Linked DNA regions of Homo sapiens: region 1 is linked to region 2. Evidence: read pairs that join two places in POLR2A ChIA-PET (ENCODE). Cell type or tissue: PC-9. All regions are shown on one strand. Each heading gives the region's core, and the rest is flanking DNA. Links, peaks and the distances in the headings are about the cores only.

Region 1 (2,912 bases), core at 215-2,714, 63 kb after region 2:
CTTTTAATTAGACAATGTTGTGCTGGTTCCACGCATTGCGAATGTACTGAAAACCACTGATTGTACACTTTAAAATGATTGAACCAGCCCAGCGCGGTGGCTCACGCCTGTAATCCGAGCACTTTGGGAGACCAAGGTGGGAGATCACAAGGTCAAGAGATTGAGATCATCCTGGTCAACATGGTGAAACCCCATCTCTATCCAAAATACAAAAAATTAGCTGGGCATGATGGAGCACTCGAGTCCCAGTTACTCGGGAGGCTGAGGCAGGAGGATCGCTTGAACCCTGGAGGCGGAGGTTGCAGTGAGCTGAGATCGCGCCATTGCACTCCAGCCTGGCGACAGAGCGAGACCCGTCTCAAACAACAACAGCAACAACAACAACATCAACAACAAAAAACAAAAACAACAACAAAACAAAAAAAATGATTGAACTGGTAAATTTTCTGTTATGTGTGTTTTACTACAAAAAAAAAAAAAAAAAGATGTAAGGATGCATCCATTCTCAGGAGCCGACCTTCACTTACATGCCCTGGGTGAGTACCTCTTTTTATTTTGGGTCCTGGATACCTCACTCGCCTTACCTAATCCTGGTCCTGGGGCCCAAGGCCTGCCCCATGGAGAACGAGAATTCTGTGTTTGCCTTGTAGCTTCTTTTGCACCCACCACTCCCCAGGAGAATCCTTTCTTTGGCCATTCAGGTTATGGGCTGATGCAGGAACATTTGAGGGGGGAAAAGGAAGAGAGAGAACTGGAAACATGAATAGCTTGGGAGCAGCCAAGAAATACTTGTTGGAAAAAAGAAAAACTATGGAGATAGGAAATGGAGAGCGGGAGAAATGTGAAGATTCACCTAGCTCAATATTTTTATTTAAAAAAAACAGCTTTATTGAGATATAATTAGCGCACAATCCACTTCATCCATTTAAAAAGTACAATTCAGTGTTTGTTTGTTGTATAGTCACAGATATGTGCAACCATCGCCACAGTCAATTTTAAGATGTTTTCGTCACCAAAAGAGAAATCATCCCTTCCCCCACCGAGCATCAAGCAACCACTAATCAACTGTCTATCTCTCTGGATTTACCCATTCTGGAAATTTCAGAAAATGGAATCAGATAATATATCTTTTGTGACTGGCTTCTTCCACTTAGCGTAATGTTTTCAAGGTTCATCTATTAACGAAATAAAAAACCTGTCAAACTATTTCCCAGTATGGTTGTACAGTTTTGCATCCCTGACAGCAATATATATTCTAGCTGCTCTACATCCTCACCAGCACTTTGTATTGTTAGTATTAAAAATGTTAGCCATTCTATAAGTGTGTAGCACTTGGTCATTGTGGCTTTATTTTGCATTTACCTAATGAATAATGATGTTGAATTTTTTTAATGCACTTATTTGCCGTCCATATGTCTTTGAAGAAGTGCCTCTTCAAAGTACTTGACTATTTTATTGTTGGTTAGTTTGTCTTCTAACGATTGAGTTATGAGTTATTTTAAAATTGTGGAGACCAGTTACTTATCAGACATTTTCTCCCAGTCTTTGGTTTGTCTTTTTATTTTCCCAACAGTGACTTTCATAAAGGAAAAGTTTTTAATTTTGAAGGCTAATTTTTCAATTTTTGACTTTTATGGTTTATGTTATTTGCATCCTGTTTAAATAATCTTTATCAAGATCACAAAGATATTTTCCTTTATTATCTCTTTGAAGGTTTATATTCTATTTAAGTCTATGATCCATTTGAAGTTCTTCATGGTGTGGGAGGTAAGGGTTGAGGTTCTTTTTTTTGGATATGGATGTCTAATTGTTTCTTCACCATTTGTTGAGAAGACTATTCTTTCTCCATTGAAATTACCTTGGTTCCTTTGTCAAAAATCAACTGACCAAATGGATATTGGTCTATTTCTGGAATCATTTCTGTTCCACTGATCCATAGGTCTAAGCTTACGCTATCACCATGCTGTCTTGCGTATAGTAGCTTTATAGTAAGTCTTGAAATAAAGTAATGTGAGTTCTCCAACTTCTTCCTTCTTTTTCAGAATTGTTTTGGCTATTCTAGGTCCTTTGCACTTCCATATATAATTTAGAAACAGCTTGTCAATATCTACCAAAAAAAAAAAAAAAAAAAAGCCTGCCAGGATTTTGATTGAAATTGCAATATCAATTAGGAAAGTACTAACATAATTCTTCAGAATTGTTAATATTTTGTTAAAGTAGTGAGTCTTCTCATCATGAACATTGTATATCTCTCCTTTTATTTAGATTTTTTTTATTTCTCTTGGTAATGATTTTCCATTTTCAATGTACAAATCCTATTTCATGATATTTGTCCCTTAACTTTTCATGTTTTTAATGCTATTGTAAGTGGTATTGGTTTTTAATTTCTTCTTCTTTTTTTTTTTTTTTTTGAGACACAGTCTTGCTCTGGCCCCCAGGCTGGAATGCAGTGGCTCAATCTTGGCTCACTGCAAGCTCCACTTCCCGGGTTCATGCCATTCTCCTGCCTCAGCCTCCCAAGTAGCTGGGACTACAGGTGCCTGCCACCACACCTGGCTAATTTTTTTAAATATTTTTAATAGAGACGGGTTTTCAACATCCGGTTTCAGCCGGATGGTCTTGATCTCCTGACCTCGTAATTCACCACCTCAGCCTCCGAAAGTGCTGGATTACAGGCGTGAGCCACCGTGCCCAGCCGATTTTTAATTTCAATGTTAAATTTTAAAATTACTGTTAAGTAGAAATACAATAGACTTTTGCATATTGGCTGTATATCTTACAACCTTGCTAAATTCACATATTTCTATTAGCTTTGTAGTATACTTTTCTATGTAGATACCATGTTCTCTACAAACACAGTTTCACTTAATCCTTTCCAATCTGCCATTTATTTACATATTTATTTATTTGCT
Region 2 (2,912 bases), core at 293-2,792:
CCATTTTACAGATGCGTGAGCTGAGGTGCAAAGCCGTTCAGTAATTTGCCCACGGTCACCCAGCTCCGAAGTGGCAGGGCTACAACTTGACACCCCCGGGTGACACAGTCTCCTTCTGTTAGACTGTCCTAAGTCACTAGGATTATCCCCACTGGAAGAGGCTCCAGGCAGGGAAACGTCCATCAGCAGCCCCCAAGGCCAGGAAGGAAGACACCGGATTCAACCCCACATTTGCTGGAGTCCAAAGACTTGTTCTTTCCACAGCACTGCCCCTGCTTCTTGGGGAGCAGTTCTGTACCCCTATCCCCCATTGTCACCCCCACCTATACCCATGCTGGCAGCCTGGGTGCTCAGAAGAGAAAGGCCTGGGTCAGGCTGCAGACAGCTGCTGTGGGAAGGAACCTACGTCCTTGTCCTGGCTGGGCCCTGGCGCACCACACGTGTGACACAGGGAAGGCCAGGGCCAAGAGGTCCTGTTTGCCGTCCTACTTAGACCTCTGTGCAAAGGAACAGCCCCCCTCAGCCTCCAGGGCTTGGGCTGCCCTGGGAGAGTCAGAGATGCTGGTCATAGGTAGTCACAGCAGCCACAGGCCCCTGGTTAAGCACCCACTGTGTGCCCAGTCCTGAGCTCAAGGCCATCTGGGCATCTCCCCCAATATTTTAGCCTCTGGCCTCCCCCATCAGACAAGTGCTTCTGGGGCAGGGTCTGAGGTTATGTGCATAGAACCTGTGTGACCCAGCCACCGGGATGCTTCCTGATGCCAGGGGAAAAGCCCTCCTCCTCCCCAGAAGGAGAGACCTGCGCTCACCCCACAAGCATTTCTGCAGCACCTCCTGTGTGCCAGGGCTCCCACATGGTGTGCATGGAAGGGACTAGATCACACATGTGATGGGGCCCCTGTTTCTGGCTGCTGCTCCTTCTCCCAGACAAGCCCTGGATGTCCCGAGGGGCACCTCTCATGTGACCACATCCTAGGCAGAACCCCTTGAGGCCTGGCCTAGGCTCCTGGAGCAGCTCAGCTGTACCCCTGGAGAGCCAGAAGTCCTGAGGAATGGAGCCCCCTCCCCTGCGGTGGCCCTTATTCAACAGCTGAGGGGGCGAGAATGAAAGCCAGTCCCGTCTCAGGTCGGGGCCCTCCAAGATGTGACTCGTATCCTAGAGCCCCCGGCGCGGTCAGCGGGTTTTGTCTGAGAAGGAACCTCTGGTCCGTCTCCTGCCCATTCCTGGCCTTGCCCTCCCTCCTCCCTGAGTGGTTCTCCCAGGGGCACTTCATAAATCCCATGCCTACATATCCCCATCTCAAGTTTGGCTTCTGGAGGACCCAGCCAAAGACGTCATCTCTCTCCAGACAGACCCCGCCTCCTGCTGTCTCACCTGGTCACCTATGCCCCAGTCAAATTCCAAACCAAGAGTCTTCCCCCGGTCTGCTGGGCCAGCAGCCCTGCCACTCCCTCCCAGGTAGACCCACGCCCCCATTAACACGGGGGTGTTCCAGGAGGTGGGAAAGGCATCAACACCCTCCGGGCTGTCACAGCCAGCTCCTAGAGGTCCGGCCACTGTGTCTCAGGGTGCAAGTCACTCTTCCTTCCTCCCCACTGTAGTCTGTTTCCAGCCACAGTGGTGGGCCGACCAGACCTCTCAGGCTCCAGGGATATCTGTGACACCCTTTGACATGTCAAAGGATGTCCACCAAACCCTAACTCACCCGCTGAGCTTGGCCTCCCAAGTTGTGCCCTCAAAGGCACCCTGAGGCTCCCCAGAACTTGCAGGCTGGCTCCCAGCACCCTTCTCCCTCTGTGTCCTCAGGGCGGCCCAGCTCTCCTCCCTGCCCCACACCTTCCACAGACTGTTCTGGGGTAAACCTGCTCTCTCAAAATAGATGACAGGATGTGAGACTGCAGGGAAGTGGATGGTATGGACTGCAGAACACGCCCAACTCAGGGTCAGGGGGGCCCTCGCTGGCTGCAAGTCCTGCCAAGCCTGGCTCATGCAGTCTCCTGCTTGGGAAGCTGCAGAAACTCAACCAACTTTGACCCACAGACTTGGCCATTTGATGTGGTTCATCCTAGTGTGGACAGATCAGTCAGTAGGTCTCTTGTTGTCTTTTTAGTCTGTGCACACAGAGCACTGTCAGATCAGTGTCACACGGAGGGGCATTATGGGTGCACCTGCCTCTTCCCTCCCCACCCCTGCCTCTGCCTCAGCACAGGCCTCATCTCCCCACCTGGGTCTCCCAGCGCTCAGTGCTCTCCCTGCCAAGCCCTCAAATGCAGATGGGAAAATGGCACCCTCGGTGTCTCCACCATTTGTGCCGAGTTCTTGCACTGGAGCGCAGGTGACATCCCAAGGTGACACAGGGGAAGACCCAGGGTATAAAGAGCCCCAGGATAAACAGATAAACACGAGCACCTTCCCCAGGCATCTTTGTTAGGGGGAATATGAGAGAGAGCAGAATGTAAAATGCGCATGAATTTGAAGATAAAACTGAGCCTCCTGCAGGCTCTGCAGCTGCTTCCAGCTGCACCCCTAGACCCCTCAGGGTGACATGCTCACTGTCCTCTGCCCTTAGGGAGACCTCCAGGGAAAGAGTGGAGAACTGTCTTCAGTGAGAAGGTTCCATCTTTATCTCAGAAGGCACCAGCCTTGGCCCACAGGTCACCCCTGCGAGACCCATGCACACATCGGCTTACCCGCCCACCTGCCCTGGGGCCTCCCATGTACTGGAAACTGTGGCAGTGGAATCTAGACCCTGTCACTCACCAGCTGAGACCTTGGGCAAATCCCACTGGGGAGGAGCCTAGCGGGTGCTTGGGAATGTCATTCCTGCCCTCCCCACGTGGCGCTGACCGCATTCTCCAACAGCTGCAGCCAGATGCCATGGTCTGCACACTCTCAGGAGCTCACCTGTGGC

What was found. ChIA-PET counts read pairs that join two places held together with the same protein. Peaks named below come from ENCODE experiments on the same cell type or tissue, not always from the same donor. Only the 100,000 strongest peaks of a DNase experiment are listed, where the experiment ranks them.
Region 1: POLR2A ChIA-PET joins it to region 2 with 27 read pairs; 4 of 35 experiments call an interaction of 5 or more read pairs at or near these places.

What each region holds. Positions count from the first base shown.
Region 1 is chr9:124,235,671-124,238,582 of GRCh38, reverse strand. No RefSeq gene overlaps it. Among named protein-coding and RNA genes, the nearest start is that of NEK6, 21 kb to the left of the region's middle. In PC-9, for the core only: no CTCF peak of the experiment used is centred there; no DNase peak of the experiment used is centred there.
Region 2 is chr9:124,298,952-124,301,863 of GRCh38, reverse strand. All of the region lies in intron 1 of NEK6 (NIMA related kinase 6), which reads right to left. Among named protein-coding and RNA genes, the nearest start is that of NEK6, 42 kb to the right of the region's middle. RefSeq lists an enhancer at 1,833-2,738. In PC-9, for the core only: no CTCF peak of the experiment used is centred there; DNase peaks (open chromatin) are centred at 1,403 and 1,933; H3K27ac peaks cover 570 bases.